2 separate regions of the Homo sapiens genome follow, and region 1 is linked to region 2. The links are chromatin loops, found by intact Hi-C in ENCODE. Cell type or tissue: Caco-2. All regions are shown on one strand. Links, peaks and the distances in the headings refer to the core of each region. The heading gives the core; the rest is flanking DNA.

Region 1 (8,487 bases), core at 121-8,120, 99 kb after region 2:
AATTTTTTCTTTCAGTAATATGCCTTTAATTTTTCTGTTTATCTTTTCACACTTGACAGCCCATTTCTTTTTAGCACTGAATAATATTTCATTATCTGGGCATATTTGTTCATTCACCTACAGAAGGACATCTTGGTTGCTTCCAAGTTTTGGCAATTATGAATAAAGCTGCTATAAGCATCCAAGTGCAGGTTTTTGTGTGTAGATACGTTTTCAACACATTTCAGTAAATATTGAAAAGCCCAATTGCTGGATCATATGGTAAGAGTATGTTTAGCTTTGTAAGTGGCTACCAAACTGTCTTCCAAAATGGCTGTAGCATTTTTCATTCCCAACAGCAATGAATGAAAGTTCCTGTTACTCCACACCTTTGTCAGCATTTGATGTTGTCAGTGTTCTGCATCTTGGCCCTTCTCATGTGTGTAGCGGTATCTCATTGTTTTAATTTGCATTTCCCTGGTGACATATGATATGGGATGTATATTCATATACTTATTTGACACCTGCGTATCTTCTTTTGTGAGGTATCTGTTAAGGTCTTTGTCCCATTTTTTAATTGGGTTATTTCCCTATCATTATTACTATTATTATTGTTGTTGTTGTTGTTTTCCCATCTTTCATTTTACAGAGGGTACATGTGCAGGGTTGTTACATGGTTAAATTACAGGTCAGGAGGTTTGGTGTACAGACTACTCTCCTCCCACCCTCCACTCTCAAGTAGAACTAGTATCCGTTGTTCCCTTCTTTGTGTCCATGTGTACTCAATGTTTAGTCCTCACTTATACAAGAGAACATGTAGCATTTGGTTTTCTGTTTCTGTGTTAATTTGCTTAGGATAATGGCCTCCAGCTGCATTTACATTGCTGCAAAGGACATGATTTCATTCTCCTTTATGGCTGCATAGTATTCCACTGTGTATATATACCACATTTTCTTTATCTAGTCATCTGTTCATGGACACTTAGGTTGATTCCATGTCTTTGCTTTTGTGAATAGTCCCATGATGAACATAGATCTGCATGTATCTTTATGGTAGAACGCTTTATATTCCTTTGGGTACATACCTCACAATGGGATTGCTGGGTCGAATGGTAGTTCTGTTTTACATTCTTTGAGAAATCTCTAAAATGCTTTCCACAGTGACTGAACTAGTTTCCATTCCCACCAGCAGTGTGTGTTCCCTTTTCTCCACAACCTTACCAGCATCTGTTAATTTTTGACTTTTTATAATAGCCATTCTGACTGGTGGGAGGTGGTATCTCATTGTGGTTTTGATTTGCATTTCCCTAATGATTAGTGATGTTAAGCATTTTTTTCATATGTTTGTTGGCTGTGTGTATGTCTTCTTTTGAGAAGTGTCTGTTCATGTCCTTTGCCCGTTTATTAAATGGGATTATTTTTGTTTAATAATTTATTTAAGTTCCTTATAGATTCTGGATATTAGACCATTTTCAGATGCATAGTTTGAAAATATTTTCTCCCATTCTGTAGGTTGTCTCTTTACTCTGCTGATAGTTTCTTTTACTGGGCAGAAACTCTTTAGTTTAACTAGGTCTCACGTGTCAATTTTTGTTTTTGTTGCAATTACTTTTACAGTCTTTGTCATGAAATCTTTGCCAGGGCTCATATCCAGAATGGTATTTCCAGAACAGCACATTTTAAAAAAGACCTTAACAACAACAACAAATGTGTGTGTGTGTGTGTGTGTGTGCGTGTGTAAAATGATGAAATATCAAAACACTTGAGACACACACACAAAAATCCTTTTCATTTCCCCAGAAAGAGTGGGCAAAGAGCCGCATTCAAAGCAACAGTAATAGAATGACAAAAAGACTTTCAGTACCAACCTAAAATATTTGAAGACCATGGGGTAATACCCTCAACATTCTGAGGAGCTATTATTTTTGGGAGAGAATACTGTATCCTCTGAACCGTCACTTATATGAATTATGTATGAGTCAGGTTCTCCACAGAAACAGAACCAACAGGATGCATGTATAAATATCTATGAGATTTAAGGAACTGTCTCACACAATTAAGGAGGCCAGCATGTCCAAAATCTGCAGGGTTGGCCTGTAGACTGGAGACCCAGGGAAGAGCTAATGCTGCAGTTCAGGTGTGAAAGGCATCCACTGACCGAATTCCCTTTTGCTCAGGGCAGGCCAGTCTTGTTCTATCCAGGCCTTGAAATGATTGGATGAGGTCCACCCACACTATGAAGGGCAACCTGCTTTGCTCAAAATTCATCTATGTAAATGTTAATCTCATCCCAACATCCTCGCAGAAATATTCAGAATAATTTTTGACACATATCTGGGCTCTGCGGCCCAGCCAAGTTGCCACATAAAATTAACCATCACAATGGTTAATATTTTTAAACTTTCAAGGAAGTTTAAAATATAATATTTATATACATTTTATATATTTATAAATTTATATTGTAGTTATAATAAATTTATTATATTATAAATCTGTTATATAATATATATTTATATTATAAATATGTTATATATAATTTATATTATAAATATATACTTATAAATTTATTGTAACTATCATATATCATATTTTATGTATTTATATTATATATAAATAAAACATTGTATATTATATAGTACATGAATATATATTTTATTTATATATTTTTATTATATATAAATATATCCTCTGAACTATCAATTATGAAGTGTGTATTAGTCAGGTAATATATTTATATTATAATAAACATATTTATTATAATATAATAAGTAAATATAAAAAAATTATTACCTGACTAATACACTCATACATAATTGTGTATTTAATATTTTAATATAAGTATAAATCATTATATATTTGCTATATTTAATATATAAATATATATTTACTATATTATTTAATATATTAATTATATATTAATTACATATTAATATATAATAAATATATAACATATTAATATATAAATATATGTTATATTAATTATAATTAATATATAACAAATTTGTATATATTTATACATTTATATTTATAATAAATATATAATATTTATGTATAATTTAAAAATATAATGTAATCTTAAACTTTCAAGGAAGGCTTCAAAAGTTTACCTCTCATGCATCCTTTCCTATGAGCCACTTAGGAAGCTTCAGCAAAACAAGGGAGTAAACCAATAAAGAAAAAACACAGATCCAGGGAAAGGTTCTAACACAGGTAAGTTTCAGGACAACATCTACCTAGCAGGCCTAGGAAACCACCCAGGAAGATGGAAGTAGCAGTCGGCCCCAGAGTGGGGAGGAAAGGCAGGGAGGACGGTCCCATGCTTTCTTGGTCTTCTCTGGGAGTCTTTAGGGGACGGTGTTAAAGCACAGGCTCTGGAGCCGGACTTCCTGGATTTCAATCCTGGCTTCACGATTTTGTAGCTAGGTGATACTGGGCAAGTGACTCAACCTCCCCGTGGTTCAGTTTCTTCACGTGTAAAATGAGGGAACTCATTTTTTAGACTATGTGTTGCTTGGAGGTATGGTGGCTCCATGATAGTTAGGATGAACTATGTTATGTTGTATTCAGCAACGACCCCCAAAACTCAGGGGCTTAAAACCACAAAGATATTTTCCTTTCTCCTTCTATATGTCCCTGTGGTTGGATGGAGGGCTTCACGTTTTTTCACTCAAGCGAGCACGCTGAGGGAAAGCACGCTGAGGGAGGCTCCACCACCTGGAATGACAGTGTTTGCGGAGGGAAGGAAAGGTCAGGAGTCACATACCAGCCCCTGAAGCCTTCTGCCTAGAAATGACATGTCATTTCTGCTCACGTTCCATTGGCTGAAGGAAGAGAATGGCCAGGGATGTTAAATCCTACCTCACGCTCAGGCGGAAGAGAACCAGAGTCTTGGTGGATGGACACTCTAACCACAGACCGGTAATCCCTCCCACCACAAAGAAGGGACCATGGCTCTAAAGAAGTGGAGTGGAGCCACTTGGAGGGAGGAACAAATGGATTCTAGAGGCGGGAGTAAGGAAAAGGACAGCAGAGGGGAAGAGAGCAATGAGTCTAGGGACAGCGTGTTTTGGATTTGAGAGGGAACAGAGCAATGAGAGAGTTCCTGTGAGGAGTGGGAACATGAGAGTGTGAGAGAGGTCTGAGTGGATTTGTGGGAACTCTTGTTAGGTATTGTGGCCCATAAACCTCTGTGATGGCTCCTTAAGAAACATTAACAGACTTTTGTCACTTTTCAATGCTTTTTAGAATCAGTTTTATGTTTTTTCCAGATGGAACGCCAGGCTAAGACAAGCCTCAAGGTAGCCTATACACGTGAGTTACCATGAGGACCCAAGAAACTTGCCAAACACTTGGCACTTGAAGCCGGCTTCCCTGGACTCAGTCCCCAGAGCCTCTTCCCCCTTCACCTCCTCTGCTGACAGGGGTTCTTTGGTAGGAGGTGGAGAAGTTCAAATAACACATATTTTTATATTTAAGTATTTTTAGTTTATCTAATCCTATTTAATTATATCTTCAGATATTTATAGCTCATTTAGCAAACTCCTAATAGTCAACTTATTCTTCAAATATAGTCTTTTCAAAGTATTTTTATGGGAATTAGGTTCTGGTTTCATTTTTTGAAAAAATATTTTTTAAATAAACATTTCATTTGGGAATAATTTAGACTTACAGAATAATTGCAAAGATAGTTCCCATAGTTCAGAGAGTTCCCATATACCCTATATTCACTTTCCCCTAATGTTAACATCTTACATGAATTAGTATTCTATGTTTGTCTCAACTAATGAACCAACGTTGATATACTTTTATCAACTAAATTTCACAGTTGATTCAGATTTCCTTAATTTTTATCTAATGTTCTTTTTCTGTTCCAGGATCACGCCCAAGACACTGCATTACATTTACTTGTCATATATCCTTTTATTTTGATAAATATGCAAATCTCACACTGATTCACTTGTACTGAAAATAGAACAAATTTAATTCAGAGCAAGCTGAGGGAAGGATTTAAAATACTCCAAGTGTAAATTAGTTCAACCATTGTGGAAACCAGTGTGGCAATTCCTCAAAGAGCTAAAAACAGAACCACCATTCCATCCAGCAATCCCATTTCTGGGTATATACCCAAAGGAATAGAAATCATTCTACCATAAAGACACAAGCACATGAATGTTTGTTGTAGCACTATTCACAGTAGCAAAGACATGGAATCAACCTAAATGCCCATCAATGACAGACTGGATAAAGAAAATGTGGTACCTATATACCATGGAATACTGTGAAGCCATAAAAATGACCGAAACCATGTCTTTTGTGGGAACATGGATGGAGCTAGAGGCCATCATCCTTTGCAAAAGAACGCAGGAACAGAAAACCAAATACCGCATGTTCTCATGTATAAGTGTGAGCTAAATGATGAGAACACATGGACACAAAGAGGGGAACAACAGACACTGGGGCCTACTAGAGGGTGAAGAATGGGAGGAGGAAGTAGATCAGGAAAAATAACTACTGGGTACAAGGCCTGGTACATAAGTGATGAAATAATCTGTACAACAAACCCCCATGACACAAGTTTACAAATACAACAAATCTTCATATGTACCCCTGAACTTAAAACAAAAGATTAAAACAAATGAACAAACAAATGGAATCAATCCACTTGATGAATGGATAAACAAAATGTGGCATATCCATACCATGGAATATTATTCAGCCATAAAAATGAATAAAGCACTGATAAAGGCTACAACATGGATGAACCTGGAATATGTTATGTTAGGTGAAAGAAGCCAGACACAGAAGGTCACATATTGTATGGTTCCACTTATATGAAATGTCTAGAATTGGCAAATTCATAGAGACAGAAAGCAGATTAGTGATTGCCAGAGCTGGGGGGAGGGGAAATTGGGGAGTGACTCCTATTGAGTATGGGTTTCTTTTGGGGGTGATGAAAATGTTCTGGAATTAGGTAGTCACGATGGTTGCACAACCTTGTGAATACACTACAAACCTCTGAGTTGGATACTTTCAAAAGATAAATTTTATGGTATATGAATTATATCCCAATTAAAGTTAATTTTAAGTCTAAGCTCATGATTATGGTATTTCTGACTTCATAAAAAAAAAACTGATAACTCAGTGTGGGTGGAGTAGGCCTTTATATGGTTTTTCACTTGTTTTTTATTGCTCTTAAGAATATTTGGTTGAACTATGCTAGTGTGAATATGCTTTAAGCACTGGACTAATGCAAAAGACTTCTGTAGAAGACATTGGAACAGTGAATCATTCTATCAACATTTATGATCATCTATTATAGGTCATGCTCTATGCTGGGCATAAGAAACAAAAAGATGAGAATACATGAATTCTTTTAGTGCTCATAGTCTAATGCAAAAGATGAGCACGTAATTATGGTGCAGAACAAGGGCTGAAGGAGAGGCATGAACAAAATGCTGGGCTCAGAAAATGAAGTGGCACCCAAGGATTCCTTAGGAAGATATGAAATCAGCATACAGGACTGGTTGAGCTTTTCAAGACCTTAGAGTTAAAAAACAAACTTCAAAGAGCTCACCTGGAAGGGCTGAAAAAGCTGGTGCTGGGAAGGGTAGTGGGGGTGGGAGAGGGGGATGTGGGGATGGTTAATGGGTACAAAAAGTAGTTAGAAATAGTGAATAAGGGCCAAGTGCGGTGGCTCACGCCTGTAATCCCAGCACTTTGGGAGGCCAAAGAAGGTGGATCACTTGAGGTCAGGAGTTTGAGACCATCCTGGCCAACATAGTGAAACCCCGTCTCTACTAAAAATACAAAAATTAGCTGGGCATGGTGGCATGCACTTGTAGTCCCAGTTACAGGGAGGCTGAGGCAGGAGAATCACTTGAACCTGGGAGGTGGAGGTTGCAGTGAGCCGACATTGCCCTACTGCTCTATGGCCTGGGCGACAGAGCGAGACTGTCTCAAAAGTAAAAAAAAAAAAAGTGAATAAGACCTAGAATTGATAGCACAACAGGGTGACTATAATCAATAATAATTTAATTGTACATTTAAAAATAACTAAGAGTATAATTGGATTGTAACACAAAGGATAAGTGCTTGAGGGGATATCCCATTTATTATGATTACTACACATTGCATCCCTGTATCAAAGTATTTAATGTGCCCCAGAAATATATACACCTACTACATGCCCACAAAAATTAAAAAATTAAAAATTAAAATAAAAAAAGGTAAAAATAAAATAATAAATAAAACACTCCAAGAGAAATCAAGATCTCCCCCTAGTGTTTAGATAAATAATAGCACTTTGACTTTCCAACGTTGTGCTAACGCTGAAGAACAAATCTTCGATTTAAAAAAATTTTTTTGAATAGGAGTGGTGAGAGAGGGCATCCCTGTCTTGTGCCAGTTTTCAAAGGGAATGCTTCCAGTTTTTGCCCATTCAGTATGATATTGGCTGTGGGTTTGTCATAGATAGCTCTTATTATTTTGAGATACGTCCTATCAATACCTAATTTATTAAGAGTTTTTAGCATGAAGCGTTGTTGAATTTTGTCAAAGGCCTTTTCTGAATCTATTGAGATAACCATATGGTTTTTGTCATTGGTTCTGTTTATATGCTGGATTACATTTATTGATTTGCATATGTTGAACCAGCCTTGCATCCCAAGGATGAAGCCCACTTGATCATGGTGGATAAGCTTTGTGATGTGCTGCTGGATTCGGTTTGCCAGTATTTTATTGAAGATTTTTGCATCGATGTTCATGAGGAATATTGGTCTAAAATTCTCTTTTTTTGTTGTGTCTCTGCCAGGCTTTGGTATCAGGATGATGCTGGCCTCATAAAATGACTTAGGGAGGATTCCCTCTTTTTCTATTGATTGGAATAGTTTCAGAAGGAATGGTACCAGCTCCTCCTTGTACCTCTGGTAGAATTCGGCTGTGAATCCATCTGGTCCTGGACTTTTTTTGGTTGGTAAGCTATTAATTATTGCCTCAATTTCGGAGCCTGTTATTGGTCTATTCAGAGATTCAACTTCTTCCTGGTTTAGGTTGTTGGAGTTCTGCCCAGGGCAATCAGGCAGGAGAAGGAAATAAAAGGTATTCAATTAGGAAAAGAGGAAGTCAAATTGTCCCTGTTTGCAGATGACATGATTGTGTATCTAGAAAACCCCATCGTCTCAGCCCAAAATCTCCTTAAGCTGATAGGCAACTTCAGCAAAGTCTCAGGATACAAAATCAATGTGCAAAAATCACAAGCATTCTTATACACCAATAACAGACAAACAGAGAGCCAAATCATGAGTGAACTCCCATTCACAATTGCTTCAAAGAGAATAAAATACCTAGGAATCCAACTTACAAGGGATGTGAAGGACCTCTTCAGGGAGAACTACAAACCACTGCTCAATGAAATAAAAGAGGATACAAAGAAATGGAAGAACATTCCATGCTCATGGGTAGGAAGAATCAATATCATGAAAATGGCCATACTGCCCAAGGTAATTTATA
Region 2 (8,487 bases), core at 88-8,087:
TGATTACAGGAACTACTTCCAGTAGCAATACAATGGTAGCTCCCACAGATGGCAATCCTGATAATAAGCCCATTAAAGAGAATATTGAAGAGAGGTAAGTACTTCTCTGTTCTGTATTAGCCTTTCAGTTTGACAGATACTGGTTGTCATCAGAATAAATGATATTTTCTGCATTGAAATGTGGATGTTGCTGTGTTAAAATTCGAGTGAAAAAAATATATTTCCATGCTGGAAACTTTCCACATTGAGAGTTTCAACATTAAAGATGCTAGCCTGCTAGATTTTTTTATATGCTCTAATGTATAAATAGGTGGTATATGGTAAGTCACTTTTTGTATTGCTTAAAGTTTTAGACCTATATAAATGGTATTTACTCCACCTGTTTTGTATGCCAGAATATTATTTTAGGTAGAAATAATTGATTAAAAGTTTAAGCTTTTGGATTATAAGGTGGAAATTAATGTACGTCATAGTAAACTTTTGTTAGTATTTTGTGTACTGTGTCCTTTTTTTTTTTTTATTGAGATGGAGTCTCGCTCTGTTGCCAGACTGGAGTGCAGTGGTGCAATCTCAGCTCAACCTCTGCCTCCCAGGTTCAAGCAATTCTCCTGCCTCAGCCTCCGGAGTAGCTGGGACTACAGGCACACGTCACCACGCTCGGCTAATTTTTGGTATTTTAGTAGACACGGGGTTTCACCATGTTGGCCAGGATGGTCTCGATCTCCTGACCTCATGATCCTCCTGCCTTGGCCTCCCAAAGTGCTGGGATTACAGGCTTGAACCATGGCGTCCGTCCTCCTTTTTTAAACAGAGAAAGTGAAACATAAAGTATAAATACCATTGCACCGTGAACTGTGACTAACTTCAGTGATCATTCCCATAGCTATGTGCACCTGGACATTTACAGTGGACTAAACAGTCATTTGAATCGGCAACATCACAGACTAGAATCCCGATACAGTAGCAGCTCTGGAGGATCTTATGAAGAAGAAAAAAGTAATAAATTCCAAATGTTTTTAATATAACTATAAGGGTGAGGTGTATTGTTAATTACATTAATGTTAATAAATATATATTTTCAGTAAATTGTTTTTAAAAAGCGTATTTAACTGCCACTAGTGGTGTTCCAACATAATCTGAAACATCTTGATTTTAAGAAGCAACGTAATTGGGTGAAATTTTTTTTAAAGCACTGGTTTCCTATAGATAAATCACAAGGAACATAAGAACTGGTTCTCAGGAAGCATCATAGAACAAATACTGGAAACAGGCTGATTTTTTTTAGCAGGATTGCTCCTTCTGCATGGATTCACTTTTTCCTTAAAAGATTCTCCCTTGGCAATTGCAAAGTGAATAATCTACCCAAGTTTCACTATAACGTTAAGGCAGGGTATCATAGAAGCACAGGCTTTCAGACTGGGAAGGGACACTGAAGATGATCTGGTCCAATCTCCTCATTTTGCACATGATGGAACTGAGGTCCAGAGAGGTTAAGTGACTTACCCACGTCACACAGAATTCACATTTCCTGACATTTTTTATTGCACCCCGCAGCCCCACTGTGGTAGAGCAGAGTTCCTTTCAAGATGGAGCTGTGTTGGCCCTATCTCAGGATATTTAGAACTGAATAACTTACCAGAAGGCCCTTTGTTACAAGGCAGCTTCACCAATAATGTGATCTCCTGGCTTGGACATCATTGATGGAATCATGATGAAGTGCTAATATAGTTTTGCTTTGACGTACAGGGTGGAACCTAAATTAATCTCTTTCTCTCTCTCCCTCTCCCTGGTTTGCTTAATTTGATAATATTTGTGCCTAGATTTTCCTAGCAAACATGTTGAAATAGTGGGAAATTTTTTTTATCACTTTCCAATACTATATAAATAGTTGGGATCTTACTAGAGTTTGCTTATATTGGCAGAAATTAGATGGTGTAGAAAATGAGATCATTTTATCTTGATAGGTGATTCAATGCCACTTTATTCTAATTGGCGACTGAAAGTGATGGAGCATAACCAAGGAGAGCCACTGCCCTTCCCACCAGCTGGAGGCTGCTGGTCACCACTGGTGGATTACGTGCCTGAAACGTCATCACCTGGATTACCTCTTCACAGGTGGACTACAGCGTCATTCCTTTTACATATGCACCAAGTTGCTGCTGAACACTGTCGGCTTTCTTTGTGCTATCTGACAACACAGAATGAAAGCAATCTTCTTTATGGAGATACTGCAACACAGATCAATGTGTTTAGATTCTAAGAAATCTAAAAAACTCAGAATTCTAACTTTATAAAATTAATATTATTAAATCTAATTCTGCTGCTGCTTTTCTGGGTGTCTGGCATAGTTACTTGACCTTTCTGGGACCCAGTTACTACATCTGAAAAATATGACTTTCCTATGGTAGGCACTATTATTTTGCATCGAGTTAAATTGAATTCTACTTAGCAAAATCACAATAGAGCAATTACTGCATTCTTTCAAAATGTATTAATGCACCAAACATGTATTGAACACCTACTGTGGCAAGCAGTGTGCTAAGTCTCAAGGTTGAAAGATGAAGAAAATGTGGCTCCTGAGTTCAAGGAACCCTTAGCCCTTATGTTCTGTTCCATCTCTTTAACTTAATGGTTAACGTTTTCTTCAGCTGTATTTGTTTTTCCTCCTTTTTCCTTGATAAGTTGTATTTTTCCATGAAATGTGATATTAAAGTCTTCAAGTAATTTTGTACCAAATTCTCTCTAGGTTTACTGAGATCTAGTAAAACGTTAATGAAACTCTTATTTGTCATAGGTGTAACATAGCAGTGATCCTTTTGACTGATCTCATCATTGATCATAGTGTGAAGGTGGAATGGGGAAGCTACCTCCATCTTCTTCTTCATGCAATTTTTATAGGTAATAAATATTTGGTTCTAATTCTTTCATGTTATATTTTTATGATAATTTAAAAGCAGTATGGTTTTATGACAGTTTTTATGTGTTTCTGTTTCCTGTTATTTTTATGTTATTTCCATGACACTTTTCACTATGATTCCTCTGGTCTCTTGGGGAGTTATGTCTGGCCCCTCTTCTAACCACAAACAAACATGTCTATTACCCCCATTCCTATTCCTATCTTATGGCCTCGCCTGCCCACACACAAACACACATATACTATACCAAGGAAAAATTCTGTGGCTGTGGCAAGAGTCAAATTAACTTAACTCTGGGATTGGAAACTTTCAGAGTGAATGAAAAGTTGAGATAGGTTCTAAGTATTTCCCAAAAGAACTGGGTTGTTGGATAGCCTCATTATTATACCTGAAACTCCATCGTGCCTTCTGTAGCAAACATGTGGGATCTACCATATCTATAATACATTTGATGCTTATAGGATTGGCTTCCTGAAGCAAGTCCAGATAGCCATCTCCTTATAAGTTTTCCTGATGGGCACACTTAATGTTGGTGTATTACATCATTCCTTCAGTTAATCATGTACTTTCTGTTATGTGCTAAGCACACAAAAAACCCTGCCTTTAAAAAAAAAAATTCATTTCCATGAATTTTTTTATGTTATGTAACAGAAATAATTTTTAAGAGATCACTAAATTTTAGACATGAAACACATTTAGCTTACCTTGAGTCTCCCTAGTACTATAAGACAGTAGGCTATTGTAAAAGTATATAAGAACTCTAGGGCAATAAAAAACCATATAATATGTCACCTTCCATGAAATCTTTCATATAATTTCTCCTTTTCTTCAAAATGTGAGTTTGGTAGTAAGAATACTCATTATTTCTCTTTATTGATAATGTTTCTCTACTATCCTTTTTAGGGTTTGACCACTGCCACCCTGAGGTGTATGAACATTGTAAACGCCTGCTTCTGCACTTATTAATAGTAATGGGACCCAATAGTAACATCCGAACTGTTGCTTCTGTCCTTCTCAGGAACAAGGAGTTTAATGAGCCCAGGGTGCTTACAGTCAAACAAGTTGCACACTTAGATTATAATTTCACAGGTATTTGCTTTAAATGTACAATTTGAAAGTAGAATTATACTTTATTAATTTGGAATCCTGCATTAGAGAAAGTCAACTGAATAAAAGTTGAAATACTAGAGAACATTTTAAAAATGTAGTTGTATTATTTTAAGTACCATTTAAATTATTTGCTAATAAAAGAAGGGATTAAATTTAAAATATTTGAGTCTGCATTACCTCGAACGATCTTTATCGAGATTTAACTTAGGAATATGTAAGTTGAAGACATAATGAAACTGCTTAATTTATTGAGGACGAATTACGAAAAAGATGTTGAGCTTGTATTAGATTCCTCTTATTTGCAGGATCTGAAAACTGATAAAGTAAGGCATTTTAAATTTTGTTATTCTCGTGATTATATTTACTGCATTAAAAACATACATTTTGAAGTAGTGAAGTCCAAGTTAATGAGACTTAATATGGTTTATTTCACTGTCAATGTTAATTTTTGTTTTTTACTTTTAAGGTATATTTTCTTATATCCTATAACTAACATTTCTTTCATTCATCAGTACCATCAGGCTAATAACAAGTGATCTAGAAACTTTTTTTTCAAAATTGCAATAAAATTACCTTTTTTTTTTCTAATCATACAGTGTCAGATACAGGGTTCATCAATTTTAAAGTTAGTTAAAACCCTGTTATTTATTTAAAATCCTATAGTTAGGAAACAATTATTAGGAAACTTATTAGCCTTTTAAAACTATGATTAAAAGAAAAATGGAATGAAGTTTACTGCCTTTTTATATTAAGGCACCATTATTCAAAATTCCATAGCTTGTTTGTTTTTAAGGCTTCTCTTACCAATTTGTAAATATGGGCATTAGTAATAACCTTTAACAGTTTTTTAAAAAATGATTGATGCACTATGTGTATTTCAGATAGATGAGCCTTTCTGCAATGGAAATGGATCAAAAATTATAGAAAATTTTCTATAAAAAGTTAAAAATCAGTTCATATTATAGAAATGTGACTGACAAGCGATGTTGACAAAATATGCCAGAATATTAGGAAACTGCCACTTGCAAGTTTCTTCAGCAGATGGCGGCAGAGGACTGCATAGTACATCCAAATTGCTAAGTTTTCAAGCTGTGAAACAATGTTTGCCCCAAAACTTACTTGCTGTAATTTGGTGTTCATGAGGATCAGCAGGAGCACTGATTCACATCACCTTGCACTGACAGATTGCCTCATGTGTCCCATAGAGTCTAAGGAACAACAGTTTAATTCTATAGGTATTTTGTGAGATTCTTTCATGTTTTAGGTATTCATGACGATCTTTCTCTTTCAGCAGGCATTAACGATTTTATACCTGATTACCAGCCCTCCCCTATGACTGACTCAGGGCTTAGCTCAAGTTCTACCTCTTCTAGTATCAGCTTAGGAAATAACAGTGCTGCCATTTCACATCTGCACACCACTATCCTCAATGAGGTTGACATCTCAGTGGAGCAGGATGGAAAAGTCAAAACCCTCATGGAATTCATTACCTCAAGGTAACACTGGCAGCTCTTATCATCCCAGCAGTGTATGTGTTAAGTCATTCTTTCATTGATCAGGTATTATGAGCCATATTTTTGTTGTCTGAAATACCATTGATGTGAAATACACAGGTTTGTATTGCACAGTATTTTGAAAATTAGGATGCAATCAAAGACTCTTTTGTGCCAGTGCAGTTATACCTCAGGACTTTAATCATATCTGGCTATTTAATGGCCAAAGAGAATGAGTATTATCTGAATATATATTTCACTTTTATTAGCTACATTATCATTCAGTCATCAAATATTTATTTATGGTCTACTCTTTGCAAGACACAATAAGTAGAGAGGGAATATAGGTGGGGAGAAAGGGCATGGTATTCCATTGCAAGAACAAAATCACAGGAGCACAAGAAAACCATGTGTTTGGAAATGGTGAGGAATCCACTCTGACTGTAATGCAGAGAAAAGAGAGTTGTTCTAGACAATTATGGAAAGCTTGGGAGAGTTCAAACTGGCGGGCCATGAAGCCCAGGCCATAAGGTTGTAGATTATATTGAAAATCATTAAGCTGGGAGGAGGGTGGGAGGCATCATTTAATAAGTATGTGGAGAAAATCAGCCCCATAACAGCGTGTAGGATGCATTAGAGGTGGAAGGAACCAGAAGCAGTGCGTAGCAGGTTCTCAGGGCACTTTGGGCCTGTGTTAATAAAGAGCTTAACTGAGGTGGTGGCCAAGAACACAAAGACGTTTTGAAGAAAGAATCAAGAGGACATTACTCTGTCCTAAACTTTCCCTGTAGTTTTAGCTAGTAAATTATTCTCATTGCATTTCACCAGCAAATTATTTTCTTTGCATTACAATCTAAATACAGATTATATTTTGACCTGGAACACATAAGCAGTAACCAATATGCTTCACACTTGGCAAAATTTGGCATCTTTTTCTACTACGTCTGAGAGAATTTGACTGGTCTGTTGCTAGACACTGAAATGAGATCTTTCTCTCCTTGCTGTAGATCATTACATATTCATGTGCCTAAGTAGTAGTAGACTGTGACCTATTTATTCAACTACCATCCTTTCTAATTGTAAAGGTGTAATTTAGGCAAGTGTGAGTACAACTGTTAATCACAAGTGAAAATCCAAGGAAATTACATCTGTTCTCTGTTTTCAGAAAAAGAGGGCCCCTTTGGAACCATGAGGATGTTTCTGCCAAGAATCCTAGCATAAAGAGTGCTGAACAGTTAACTACATTTTTGAAACATGTGGTTTCTGTTTTTAAGCAGTCAAGCTCAGGTATCTTTTAAGAAATATTTTAGTTTTAGTGACATTTTAATGTGATGTCAATTTCTGATAATGCTTAGCAAAAAGTTAATAGTTGATATTGTGATACCTCTAAAAGTTTTAGACTTTTAATTTATTAATGATAACAGATCTGTTTTCACTGAAGAAAAATTAAGTTACTACTTAAAAATGAGTGCTATCTATGAAATGCTAGGCTCCTTAGTTTTGTGTTTGATGGCATCATAAAATTACAATACAATTGCGTATTATGAAAAAATACATTAAACGGACGTATATAGAAATTGGAAACTTAAAAAAAATTGTGCTGGTATAGTCTTCAGTAATCTAAAATTCAACACATTCTGAAAATCATAGTCAAATTGTATATGTCTAGAGCAGTGGTTCTCAACTAGGGGACATTTGGCAATGTCTAGAGACAGTGTCACCGTTATGGGTTGGGGGCAAGGGGTTACTACTGGTATCTGGTGGGTTGAGGCCAGAGACACTGCTAAACATCATACCCTGCTCAGGGCAGCCCTTCCAGCAAAGAATTTTCTGGCTTATAAGGTCAGTAGTGCCAAGGTTGAGAAACCCTGGTCTGAAGGATTGCTTCCGTAAAGATTAAAGGGTCATCTAAAATGCAAATGGAGTTTAAGCAAAGAAAAAGCATTGACTTATAAAATGTGAGAGCCAGGAAGTGTGCTAGCTGCTAGCTTTAAGATGATTCACTTCTGATTATAACCCCATTAGTATTCTAAAGAACAAGAACAACCTACTCGTTTCCTTTGCATTCACAGAAGGAATTCATCTGGAACATCATCTTAGTGAAGTTGCTCTGCAAACAGCACTTTCCTGTTCTTCTCGACACTATGCTGGGAGATCCTTTCAGATTTTCAGGGCCCTAAAGCAGCCTCTCACTGCAACTACACTTTCTGATGTTCTCTCCAGACTTGTAGAAACTGTAGGGGATCCAGGAGAAGATGCACAGGTATTTCCTTATATTCTTTCAGCAGTTATTGAGCAGCTACTAGTTGTCAAGGATTTATTGTCCATATAGATTGCTATAGCTAGAGCAAGATAATGGGCATCTAGAATTATAGTCAGATGTTGAGCAGGCAAAGAATTAAGAGACAAAGTTAGTTTTGTAATTAATATCAAATAACCTACTAATTAAATCAACTATTCTAGTGCCTATCAGAAAAAGCTTTACACTCGCCCACTCACACAACACCCCACCCCCAAGATCTTAACCTGGGATGATCACAAGGTAAAAAAGATAGGAAGTTAAATTTAAATGTAAAGTGGAGCATTGAATTTTATGCTTTAAGATAAATGAACTGTTGCACTAGAGAACTTCAGTTTGTACAGATGAATGACTTTATTAACGCTGTTATAAATATCAGGGATACAGTGATCAATGAGACAAAGTTCCTAACATTCTAGAGCTCATATTCTATTGAGGGAAACAAACCTTTAGTCTTCCAATTATACATAACATAATTTATCCTACTGATAATGCTGTGAATATAATAAGATAATAAGATTAAAGGAGAAGGAATTGTTTTACATATGATAATCCATCTGAGAAGGTGATTTTTGAAGAGATACTGAAATGAAGTAGGTTCTGTTTATGATCTGGGGAAGAATATTTCAGGCATAGGAAAATAGGACTAACAGGTGCAAAGGTCCTGAGG

What was found. A loop is a pair of places that touch in the nucleus more often than their neighbours do. Peaks named below come from ENCODE experiments on the same cell type or tissue, not always from the same donor. Only the 100,000 strongest peaks of a DNase experiment are listed, where the experiment ranks them.
Region 1: a loop joins it to region 2, with 7 times the contacts of the local background. A loop is called at or near these places in 25 of 110 quality-filtered maps.

What each region holds. Positions count from the first base shown.
Region 1 is chr4:48,444,592-48,453,078 of GRCh38, reverse strand. No RefSeq gene overlaps it. Among named protein-coding and RNA genes, the nearest start is that of SLC10A4, 35 kb to the left of the region's middle. In Caco-2, for the core only: CTCF peaks have their summits at 7,028 and 7,233 (motif pointing left); a DNase peak (open chromatin) is centred at 3,728.
Region 2 is chr4:48,543,101-48,551,587 of GRCh38, reverse strand. It overlaps FRYL (FRY like transcription coactivator), which reads left to right. Exons shown (of 64, transcript NM_015030.2): 37 at 10-94; 38 at 884-996; 39 at 1,965-2,115; 40 at 2,795-2,898; 41 at 3,819-4,004; 42 at 5,317-5,521; 43 at 6,684-6,805; 44 at 7,591-7,781. Among named protein-coding and RNA genes, the nearest start is that of ZAR1, 57 kb to the right of the region's middle. In Caco-2, for the core only: a CTCF peak has its summit at 5,073 (motif pointing right); a DNase peak (open chromatin) is centred at 5,087.